Linked DNA regions of Homo sapiens: region 1 is linked to region 2. A link is an interaction called in ENCODE POLR2A ChIA-PET data of the cell type or tissue named here. Cell type or tissue: PC-3. All regions are shown on one strand. Each heading gives the region's core, and the rest is flanking DNA. Links, peaks and the distances in the headings are about the cores only.

Region 1 (6,465 bases), core at 1,049-5,048, 430 kb before region 2:
GGCCAATCTGTGTCTTACTCATCTTAGTGTTGCCAAGAGCCAAAATCTGGACTCAGTAAAGGTTTGTGTTGAATAATTATGATAATGTTAAAGTGTTAGAATGTTACATTGTGTGATATGTTACCAACTTATTAAGAATCTGAGTTCTGATGAATTAGATGTTTATACGTTCTGTATATCTGCCAATGAAGTAGTTAAATCACCTTTATTTATCAGATGGAAAGTGCCTTGAAAGTTTGGCATTCTACGATTTGGCATAGTCTATGAAGCAAGTAAACACCAAAATCAACACATTTCCTGTGTAATCAAAAGTTCCTATACATTACTAGCAATTCTAAATTGTTTTGCTAATTGCACAGAAAGTCTACTAATGCCCAAAACATCAAGAACATACTAACAATCAAATAATAGTAAAAGTAATAGATTGTAAATACTTAAGTGGGAGAAAATTTTGCATGCTTTCCCTGCTAGAGACCAGAAAACATAAGTTTCATATCCTTTTACAAATGAAAGAGCATCCTACTTCTGTTTATGTTAACAGCTGGAGCTACCATTAATTTTATTTTGTTGTTCTCATACTCTTTATAGCTTGAGGCAATAATTCACTCAACTTGTGAAATAGTTACATCACCAATTTTGATGCTCGGTATGTTTTCATGTGTATTTGGTGAATTTCTTTTAAATTATTAAGCATTTTTTTTCTGCATTATGTGGGATAGAGGTAGTTTCAGTATTAAATAATCTAAATTCAGTGTAAGTCATAAACATAGCATTAAAACTTTTTTGATCTTTCTTATGGGATTGCTGTATTGTTATTTTTAAAGCTGTCACATAATTAGTAATTCTATAGCAGTTTTCTTATTCTAGAATGACAGAGTTTAGAAGTAGTCCACTGGTAAAATTTTTATATATTTAAAAATATAAATCGTAATGATCAGTATTTCAAATTTGCTACATTGTATTTAATTCTGGCTTTACCATAAAGCTATCTAATTTTTTCACATTCTAATGATTTATTAATATATAGCTGACAAGATCGAAACCTATTCAATGATTATGCGTGTGTTGTATCATTTAACTTAGTATTTAAATGCTCATTGTTCTGAGCTGCAGCACAAGCAATCAATCATATATTGCTTAATTTGGAATAGAATTTGTTGAGGGATGTCACTTTTCTGGCTATCCCCGCCTCTAAAATAGTTACAATTAAGAATTTTATAAAGTTGATCATAAGTTTCACAATTCATGTATTTTCAGTAGCATATTCGTAAAGTTAAATTGGCATCAGTTTGGTAAAATGGCAGCATGCATTAAACTGTATTTGTGGATAAGTCTTTTTCATAAGACACAGGAAACTATAAGCATTAGGGCAAGTAAAACTTTAAAAATAAAAACATGTAACTCAAATATGTAATTCTGTAATTCTTGCTTCATTCTTTTATTTCTTCCATTTAACAAAGCAAAACATTTTATCTCAGTCTGCCACATTCTAATCTTTTATTTTACTGACACTGTTTTGTGGGAGAGTATAAGAAGTTGATTAATATACCTGAGACAGACAGGATAAATCTCTATTGTGGTATCTGATGTAGAAGGGGCAACCGACTTCTGAGAGAGGCCATCTAAGGAAATGTGTTTTCTGGATCTGAGACATCAAAATTATCTGGGGTTTTATTATAAAGTAAGAAATCTATGCCCATCACTCAAGATTTGATTTAGTACAACTGAGTTGCACCTGGATATTAATCTTTGTTTACACACAGGTAATGTTAAGCATGCTAAAGTTTTGAAAAACACTGATACATTAATTCTTCATTTTTTTCTCGATTCTTTATCATATTGAATACCTAGAAATCAGCATTAACCTCATTCACAGTTTAATACTACAATATAACCATGAAGTGCATTTCTGTATATTGTACAAAACAAACTGTTCAGGACATTGTACATTATATTTCTCAATGATCTTTACATGCCAATTCATATCAAACATTCTTTTAGAACTATAAAAGAAACAAGAAGGTTTCTTGAAATAATGAATCTTTTTAATGTAAGAAGAAACATGCAATCAGCATCTTCATCTCTTTTTGCTTCGACAGTATGGAACTGTGGTAGGCAACCTCTAATATCCCTGCTTCTTGGTTACATACCCTTTGGAATACCCCTGCCTTGAGTATCAGTTGGATTACTACTTGCCTCTGACTAATAGAATACAGAATGATTGATTGAATGTCACTTCTGAGATTAAGTTTTGAAAAGACTGTGACTTTCATCATGGGTGATCTCTCTCACTTGTTCCAAGGGAAGTCAAGTGTATGTTGTAAAGTACCCTCTGGATAGGCCTACATGGCAAGGATTTGAAGAAAGCCTCTGGTTAGCAGCTAGTGAGGAACTGAGATGCTGTTTCCAATAGCCTGCAAAGAACTGAATCTTGCCAACAAGCATGTGAGTGGGCTTAGAAGCAGAATCAAACTCAGTCATGCTTCATATAAGACCACAGCTTCCAACAATTCCCCAACTGCAACTTCATGAGAAACCTTGATCCAGAAGCTCCCAGCTATACCAACCCCCAATTTCTAACCAACAGAAAATGTGAAATAACTTGTTTGATGTTTTAAGTTGTAAAGTTTTAGAATAATTTGTTATGTAGCAATAGATAACAATACAGAAACCAAGAGCTTCATTAATCACCTCACCTCAGATTCTCATATCAAAATTTTTCTTATGTGATCACTAATCTTTCTTCTTATATAATTTTATTTATCACAGGTGAGTTTTATATTAAATTACTTCAAATCCTTTTTAAAAATCAGATGGTTATTAATAGTAAAAAATTTCACAGATAACTCATAACTCTTTGTGCCTAGTAAATCAGGCCTCCCCTAGACCATCTTTGTCATTTAATCCAAATTGAAACTGCAAACTCATTTATATTTGATCTGATAATTAATCAAACTCTTTCTCAGCAGAATTACCTTTCTAGTACTTAGATCAAAATCATTGCATCACAGAATACTAGCACTGGAATGTATCTTAAATATTCTGGAGATCAGCCCTTTTGTTTTATGGATGAGTAATCTTAGATCTAAAAAAAGAAGAAGAAAAAAAAGATACAGCAAATTACCCAAGATGGAGCTGTTGCTTGAACTGAGATCTGATGACTCTTTTCCAGTGCTCATTTGATTCCTTGATCATAAATTTACTGGGTGGTTGAAGATGCTAAGAAGTGTTTTGAGAGATGGGTGATATGTAGCCCAGGTCTTGAACATTTTCATGTATAAATTCCAAAATGGGATAGTTCATTTGTACTAATATTTCAAAACTGCTATCAAATTTCTCATGGCTCTGTATACTATAGAGGAATGTTACAAAAAACATTGAGATTAGAGAAAAACCACGTCCCTAAAAGGTAAACTTATCTGTGACTATTTCTTACTACTAAATAACATTTTATCGAGTCCCTAGTGTCTTCCTTTTCTATGATGACATCACAAAGTTGTTGTACTACCAATGTTCAAAAGCAAAACATTGGTGGTGTTCATTAGTAACATAATTCAGATTGTATTGTGGATCTATTGTGTATAGATGGGAGTTTGGCTCATTTCTAAGTGAACAAACAAAATGAAGATTAAGACAGAGGCACTAAAGTTCCCTGCCTAAAGAGCCAGGTCTTTAATAGTTGACTAGGTGCAAGACTCAGAATTAACTATTTCATGTCAGTGTTATTATGAATGAAGATTTAACAACATAATGTGTACTTTAGAAAGTATCAGTTGCTTTCCAGCATTAAGTAACATATTTCTTATTTATATCAATTATCTCTTTTCGAAAGAGAGAAGTTGGTTTTTTTTTTTTTTTTTTTTTTTGGCCTGAGATAAAATAATTTCCTTTATCTCCCACTTGATTTTACAAGTGCTGACTAGCTCTTGCTAGTTTTATGTAATTGCATGGAAAGTTCTGGAATACCTCTCTGGTTGCACTTGGTGGTGAAGTTATTACACAAATAAATGCCAGGAAGTCAGTTATTTGCTTTCCTATTACTATGCACTGTTGGAGGCATTACTATCGTCTCTTGTTTAAATAAATTTCACCATGTCTTCACACCCCCAGGCCTAAATTAAATCAAAGTAGTTTTAGAGCTCAAGGACAGAATAAGTCACTATGGGAAAGTGGGACAAAGGAAATCAAGCACGCCAGATGGAAAGTTCAGACTGGCCAGTATCTTTAAAATGTCAGTGCTGTATAAAAAGGCTTTATAAGCCATCAGTCAACGATGGCTCTAGAAACAGGCCAGTGGCTACAGAAATTAGGCTTTTTTCACTAAGCCTTGAAAATTTATTTTCAAAGTGGGTTGAATTTTAGGTCATTTGTGCGGGTATATCTAATGAAGAGAAAAACAAAGTGATGGAGAAGGAATTTCTAATAAGATCTTAGTATTCATTAGAAATATAACCTCTTGCTTTCATAATTAATAGGATCTGAAGTTAATTTAATAAAAATTTGACTTATATACTAAAACAGGCAAGATTTGAACCTGGCTTTATTAAGTTTTTATTTTAGTTTACATGTTTGTTTCAAACAAGATTAAAAATTAAGAATTAAAAATTGATGTTTGTCTGGATTTTTACAACCAATTATTAGATCTATGGCAGGTATCCAGCCATTTAAAAATAACAGTGTAAAGCAAAGCCTCTAATTTTAAAGAAGAAAAGGAATCCGAAAGAGGGATGGCTATAGCAACCTTGATGATAAAGGAAAATTTGTGCAGAAAAGCCTGCAGTAAACAGATTTTCTTAGACTTAAGGCATGTCCTTAGTTTATCATACTCAGAAAAAAAAAAAAAGATCTCCTTAGTTGTGTAGCTATTTCATCTTAACTGAATTCACAGTAGCTAAAATATGCATGTAACAGTATTAGCTAAATTTATAGGCTAGGCACGGTGGCTCACACCTGTAATCCCAGGAGTTTGGGAGACCCAGGCAGGCGGATCACCTCACCTGAGGTCAGGAGTTCAAGACCAGCCTGGCCAACATGGTGATATACCGTCTCTACTAAAAATACAAAAATTATCCTGGCATGGTGACGGGTGCCTGTAATCCCAGCTACTTGGAAGGCTGAGACAGGAGAATTGCTTGAATCCCGGGAGACAGAGGTCGCCATGAGCCAAGACAGTGCCATTGCACTCCAGCCTGGGCAACAAGAGCAAAATTCCATCTCAAAAAACAATTATAGAGCACTCTATACACACCAGACACTTGTGCAAACTCATGATCATATATTTAACTGTTAAAATAGTCCTTTGAGGTAGATACTAGTAATGAGGAAATCATGATAAACAATCTGTATTAACAAATCCCTGCTTTATATCATTATCCCTACTCCAAGATTTCTAATATTGTTGAAACATTCAAAATATGGATTGTGTGGTGGGTTAGTGCACAGACTGTGGGGTTACCTACTTGGTTTCAAATACTGGCTCTGTCACGTTCTAGCTATGGCACTTTAGATAATTTGATCTCTTCCTACTTTTGAGTTTCTTCATGTATAAAACGAACTCTAAAAGGACTATTCTGAGGATTAAATGAGATAGAAGCTGTAAAACTATCTGTAACAGAACCTAGCACATAGTATGAATGTCATAATTGTCAGCTGTTTTTATTATTTCGATTTCCTTTAGGATTCCCAGGCAAGAAATGCACAATTGTAACATTTGTAACATTTGGTTAATATATTTAACTACACAAGTTAAGTATTAGAAGATATTTTTTAAAATATACATTTTCTGCCTTCAAGTGTCATATAATTCAAATAGAGATTATAAAGAATCACATATGCAATGTATTGTATTTGCAATGCTTTCTGCAATACTGTAGCACAAATAAAATATAATTTTATCTAAATTGTGTTCATCAGAGATTTTAATCAGAATGTAGTTGATTTTTTAGAGATTGGCTTTAAGAATAACTTTATTTTAATAGTTTATATACATATATATATATCACATAGAGATCGTCAGAAGGTTAGAAACAAAAAAGTGTGAAGAGTAAAGTAAACATTACCCATAAATTAACAATCCAGATTTTTCAAAAATTACTAATATTTTGGCATGCTAACTTAAAGTCTTTGTGTGTGTGTATAACTATATATTTTAAAATAACTGCATCACTTTTTACATAGAAATTTGTTATCCTTTTTTCCACTCAACATTATTTAATAAAAAATTTTCCAGTTTATTAAATGTGGGTCTGATGAGTTAGCTAAGGAAAAGAGAATAGTACTCCTTGACTTTGGGGGTGGGAACTGAGGAATAAGCAGTAAACATAAGAAAATAGTGAGTTTTATTTAGTGAATGGTGAGGTAATTTATTTGGTTTTAAAATAGCAGGAAAGGTAGGAGTTAATTTTACATATGCAGGTAGGAGTTAATATCCAGTCCTGCAGTCCAGGCAGGATGACGCTCTGTGGA
Region 2 (6,465 bases), core at 1,704-5,703:
AGAATTCTCTGAAGAGTTTTTGAATTTTAAGTATGTAAAAATAAATCTTGTAATGCCACTTTAAAGTGTTATTGCATTTACTTCAAACTGCTAGCATTGTAAATTTCAGTACCATACAATTTCATTTGAGAGATGTGTCTTGTATGAAAAATTGTGTTGCACTTTTATTTGCCTATCAACAGCCACTCAGTTCCTAAATTTTTCAGTGAGAATTAAAAAAATTGAATCTCTGGAATATTATGTTTTTTTGAGAGCAAATCATCTAAGTGTTAGAGTTGAAGAGTATAAATGTGGACTATTTTTAAGTAAATTAAAAGTGAGGCTTTGGTCGCTCTTTTAAATGTGAAAATAGCTCTGTCTGCTGGAAACGTGTCAGGTAATTAACTTTCTTTCCCTGACACTGCTCATTGAGTAATGAGCAGTGACACCACCTATATATTTACAAAGATTGTGACTTATATACGTGCATACCCCTCCATATGATTATTGAATACCCTCGCTGCTTCCTTTTGGGTACAGGGCCTCCCGAAAGCCTTTCTGAAGCTTCTTTTTTTTTCCACCTTCCGTTCTCTTTAATTCCTCAGGCCATTATTTGCTAACATTTACAAAAGTATCTGCAGTAAATTTGTTAAGGAAATGGAGAATCCAACTAAGCTACACTACAGATTTCTTTACTACAAAACTATTAGACTTATTATTATTGTAATGTGTTTTCAAGTCTCTAAAAGCACTACAGTCTGTAAAATCTCCCAAATGTATCTAACCACGGAGTCATTTTTGAGGAATATCTGGAATTACTACTACACAGTCAAACCTACTGTGGGATTGCTGGCATGAAATATCTGGCCTTCCTGCTACGAATCCTTCTCCAGTTTTATGCCCCAACATAGAAATGTATGGTTTGTACCTCAGCTTTTGCAGATTTTGTAGCTTAAGATGTGTAAAAAGTAATACAGAAAGTAGGAAAGGGCAGGGCTGATTAGATCACATGGTGATGGCAAAGTATACACCTGCAGGTGCACCTGCTTATGAGTCAGCAGGAAACAAAACAGCCAGCAACAAAAAATAATCTGGTTGATTGTTTAACAATTGAAGTTGTAATTAGATTTATAATTGAATTTTTGGTATAGTCTAGAGTCTGGAAAATCAGTGTATCCCAACTAATCTTTTCCTCAGCATGATCTGTTCCAGTTCATTGCTAACCATGTTCAAAAGTCTGTGTTTTTTAAACACAAATTTGAACAAACCTCTTAAACAGCCTTCTCTAACCAGTCCCTTGGGTGATTTTTCCATTTCAGTGACAGAATAGAAAATGCAATTTTATCTTGGAAAAAAATGATAAAGTGACAGTTTTTATGATAATACAGATACGCACATTTTCAAGCAATAGGCTGAAAAGATAATGTGCTTTAGGCAATTATTTCTAGAATACATCTCATTGAAATTTTTCACCTGCTCCACAAACACACTTAAGTTGTTACCATGGTATCTCTTTGAAAGTCTCTGTCATTTCAATATTCCAAGAAATTGGAATTACAATTCTTATGTAATTGGAATTACATAAGACAATTACATATTGTCTTATGTAATTACTGATAGCAACCCCTTTTACTCTCAAAAGAGTCTTGGTTGGTCTGTGTATTAGGTGGTAAGGTGGTATTAGGTCTAGGTGGTATGGTGGTCCTATTTAGAGTCAGACTAAGATTTCTTGATATATTTGACCATGGAATCCATGTGATATTCAGTCAAGAGGTGTTCTTGGCTGAGTTATCTTTTCAAAATTAATATGTTCAGTAAACTCTAGCCCCTCAGAATAGGATTGTATTTGGAGATAGTCTTTTAAAAGCCAATGAAGTTGAAATGAAGGCATTGGGGCATTTCCCAATCAACCATGACTGGTGTTCTAATAAAAAGAGATTAGGATACAGACAGACTTGGGGGGGCCATGTGAAGCACGAACAAAATATGGTTATCTACAAGGCCAGGAGAGAGCCCCAGAAAGAAACCACCCCTGCCAATACCTTCATCTTGAACTTATAGCCTCCAGAATTTTGAAGACATAAATTTCTATTGTTTTAAGCATCTCACTCAGTATTGTTCTGTTATGGCAACCCTAGCAAACTAATACAAAAACAAACAAACAAACAGCTTCTTTGACTTTATCATATAAAGTACAGAAGAAAGATTTACAATTTTTCAGCATGCTCCTATTTTCACCATCTTCTAGAAGAAAAACAAAGAAATGCTGACTGTAGCAACTATTAGATGTTTCACTAGTCTCTGTTCCTGATTAGGTGTAAGTAACCTGTTTTGGTTAATGCTTTGATATTCATTTGGACAAGTTAGTATAACGAGTAAGAGCCTAGCAAACTACGATGAGAGTGGTGTATGGAAACCCTGCCTAATAATTCAGTTCTGTTCTTCTCCTTCACAGAACAAACTGAACTTTCACAGCTTTTACACTAGTAAAGCAATTAATGAGTTTTTAGATACACCAAGCTATGTCAGGAGTGTGGTTCTGGTATGGAAGACTAAATTGTCATGCTTTAGGAAGTCGTGGGAATCTGAGAGTGAAGGTACAGGAGGAAGAGATTTATTTTAAAAAGAGAGAGCTGGGAGTGAAATCGCTGGTGTTTAGCTGACCCTAAGAGAGGATATGGCCTAAATGAAAATCCATGCGATGGGAAGAATCTGATCCATTTTAAGCATTGTGATGGTTCATATTCGATTTTAAATTGTTACCTCTTTTGTGAGTGATCCCAAACCTTTTTTTAAAAGCCTACTGAAGACAATGGGTCTATATTAAGATGCTGCAGGGCGGTATAAAAAGGCCAAGATTTGCATGAGAATAAGGAGATAGGAGTTGGGGACAACTTTGCCATTGGTTCTGCGTAGGTCCCCGTCCCTGTGAGGAAATTATTAAACATTTATCAGGACCCCAGTTTTATAGCAACAGAGGCACCAGGAAGGTTGTCAATTTAGGAGCAGCAGAGAATTATAAAAATACAAAAACCAAAAAAAAAAAAAAAAAAAACACCACAAACACACACACACACACACACACACACACACACACACACACAAACAAACAAAACACCAGGAACTGAGTTCCAGAACTGATGTGAAGAGTTTAGGAACTCTGGCAAAACCACCCACTAAAGTGTGAGCAGGAGTGCAAGAGTTCCTTGAGTTTCCCTGAAATAAAGTTAGGATTGGTACTATCCTTTGGCTGGGGCTGAGCCTCTTGGGCACCTCTCAAGTCAAGTGAGGTGAAGAAGGAGGCGAGTTCAAGAAAGTGAGTGACTCATCACTTGAGCTGCAGGACTAGCAATGCTGCACAGAAGGGAGGGAAGGCAGCAAAGTAACAGCATTGGTGTTGTACAGAGTTGAAGAGCAGCAATTAGAAACAGGGCAGGAGGAGTTTGAAAGCGTCACTGAAACAAAGCCTCCAGTGCAGCCTCTGGCAATACAGCAGAACCCTGAAGGAGTGGGGAACAACTGCGGCAGGCACACTGTGCTGGCACGCAGTTCAAAGCCATTCTTCAGCAGACTTGAGGAGGATAAAGTTAAATCTTGGATTTAATATTGCAAATAGTGACAGTCACATCAAACATTGTCTAGAATCACTAATCGAAAGATAGAGAGCCTGTGTGAAATAAGTAGGTTGGACAGGAGGATCCTGCTTTAGGTATCTTCTAGCTTGGAATTGTTAGGTTCCATCGGCTGAGTGCCATGTGAAAAGTTTCAAAGGTCCTACGTTGTTTGTTTTTCCTCTCTTTTTAACTCCACTGCTGTGTGCCAATAATGATTCACAATTTGAGATTTCTATCACTGGAAGGGATCTTAGAGGTTATAAATACAATCTGTTCTGTATAAAAATAAAGAAATACAAGTCTCATCTCTTTAATTCCACAATGAAATACCTGAGTTCATGAATGATGTCTTATATTTGTCTTTAATTCTTTGTGCATCTAGCTTGATAATGAGGACATACTAGTCCTGAGCAAAAGAATGAATATGAGAATGGGCACAGAATATAAGTGGTGTTCATTACATAAAGTGCTGACGGCTTTGAGAAATGTGCCCTCTTCCCAGAAAACTACATGTAACATACTTTTAAAATTGCCTATAATTTCAGAGGACTCATGGATACCCTAGACAAAATATCTTTTGATATACCCCTTTCAGACCTTATCCATTACCTATCTGGATAGACACTATGTTCAGAGATAAAAGAAGTAAAATATAATTCTGGGGATGAATTTCTCTTGTGTAAAAAGGCTCAAAACTAATAAGGAAATGTGTTAAAATCTGCACACTGAGATGATATTTCAGGAAAGAGTTGTACCATTTTCTAAAAGAGATATAACCTCAACACATCATTATTTAAAAGTCTGTAATTTAGTTACATTGATAATTATTTTTAGGATTTTGAGAGTTTCATGGGTGTGGCATATGATATTCACTGTTACTACTAACTCTCTAATCAGTTTATTTTCTCTTCCCTGAGCCAAGAACTAAACAGGATAGGAACCATTTTGGTAAATTTAGCTCAAAAATTTATATTTTCACTTAGCAGGTTGTATAAGTCATAGAAGAAATGTTACAAATTTTCTCTTGTTAAGTATAAGGAATGCTACAAATTTATAAATGTTCGATAACTATGATATAATTAGGATGGCTATAAAATCACATCTGAATATAATGGGATATTGGTGAAATATGGCTGTCTTTTCCTAGATCATACTTTTTAGTGCCCAGGATGACCAGATGATTCATATCAGGATGGAAAACAAGGACAGAGATAAGTGAGATGTATGATATCTCTAAATTTGCACTCTATTTACAGCTGACAGATGGGATAGGAGCCCTCGATTGCTGGGATAATGCCCACTGGTACCTCCTGACACTTCTCTACTAGAGGAATGTCTATGGGACCTAGATCAAGTTGGACAGCTCCTTGTCCCCTTCTCAGTTCTACAAAGAGAAGGCAGTTCTCAGCAGGGAGTGTTGGGAGTAGCTTTGTGGCAGCATGGCTTCTTCAACTGGCCCTAGAGTTATGAAAGCAAGCCCCTGCCACAGTTAAGATGCTCATCATCAATTATTTGGTAAGGATACAGATGCAATTAACATGATCATGGCTTCTTTCTTTCCTCATGATGTGTATCTGCTCCTTAAGAATGACTTCCTTTGTTTGATCAATAAGCATTTCTCAAATGACCATAAGAGAAGCACAAGGAGACAAAACAAAGAGTCCCTCTATTGGAGAAGCCAAAGATCCAGAAGGACAGAGATACATAGTGTTAACAGTGAGTTCAGAATAGAAGAATAAGATGTTACAGGAATGAGATTCGGCTGAGGTGGACATCTTCCTTAGCCTAGAAAATCCATTTCCAAGAAAGTGTGACTTCAACTAAGGTTTTTTTTTTTAATGAGATATGATTCACATACCATAAAATTCACCATTTTAAATACTGTTTTTTGTAGCGTATTCACAGAGTTCTGCAAAAATCATCACTAATTCAACCTATTTTCATCACTCCCAAAAGAAACTCTGTACGCATTAGCAGTTGTTCCCCATTCTCTCCTCCCTCCAGCCCCTGGCAACTACTAATCACTGCTTTCTATAAATTCCCATACTCTGGATGTTTTCTATAAATGGAATCATACAATGTGTGGTTTTTCATGACTAACATATTTTATGTAGCATAATACTTTTAAGATTCATTCATGTTGTAGCAGGTATCAGTACTTTATTTCTTTGCATGGCTGAATACTATCCCATTGTGTTGATACACCACGTATTGTTTATCCATTTATCAGCTGATGGACATTTGGTCTTTTTTCACTTTTTGGCTGTTACAAATAATCTTATTACAAATATTCACATATACGTTTTTGTGTGAACATATTATGCTTCTGATTCTCTTGGGCATGTACCTAAGAGTAGAATTGCTGGGTCATGTGGTAACTTTGTATTTAGTTGTTTGAAGAACTGACAAACTGTTTTCTATAGAGGATGCACTGTTTAAAATTCCCACCAGCAATATATATGAGATGTCCAAGTTTTCTATATCCTTTCTGTCACTTGTTATTTTTCTGTTGTGGTTTGTTATTTTTTAAAATTATAATAATCCCAGTATGACCCATTGTGATTTTTATTTTGTTGCCTATGCCAACATCATAGACATTTACACCTATGTTTCCTTCTAAGAGTTTTGTAGTTTTAGCTCTCACATTTAGGTCATTTTGAATTAATTTTTGTATATGGTATGATGTAGGAGTCCAACTTTATTCTTTTGCATGTGGATAGCAAGTTGTCTCAGTACTGTTTGTTGAAAGATTATTCTTTTCCCATTGACTCTCTTGGCATTTTGTTGAAAATTATGCCAATTAAGCATAGATGTATGGGTTAATTTATGTATTATTTCTATTCATATTGATCTATATGTCTGTCCTTATACC

The links. ChIA-PET counts read pairs that join two places held together with the same protein. Peaks named below come from ENCODE experiments on the same cell type or tissue, not always from the same donor. Only the 100,000 strongest peaks of a DNase experiment are listed, where the experiment ranks them.
Region 1: POLR2A ChIA-PET joins it to region 2 with 5 read pairs; 1 of 35 experiments calls an interaction of 5 or more read pairs at or near these places.

Annotation. Positions count from the first base shown.
Region 1 is chr3:174,904,179-174,910,643 of GRCh38, forward strand. All of the region lies in intron 1 of NAALADL2 (N-acetylated alpha-linked acidic dipeptidase like 2), which reads left to right. Among named protein-coding and RNA genes, the nearest start is that of NAALADL2, 48 kb to the left of the region's middle. In PC-3, for the core only: no CTCF peak of the experiment used is centred there; no DNase peak of the experiment used is centred there; H3K27ac peaks cover 267 bases.
Region 2 is chr3:175,335,581-175,342,045 of GRCh38, forward strand. All of the region lies in intron 5 of NAALADL2 (N-acetylated alpha-linked acidic dipeptidase like 2), which reads left to right. Among named protein-coding and RNA genes, the nearest start is that of MIR4789, 31 kb to the right of the region's middle. In PC-3, for the core only: no CTCF peak of the experiment used is centred there; a DNase peak (open chromatin) is centred at 3,311; H3K4me3 peaks cover 425 bases; H3K27ac peaks cover 1,218 bases.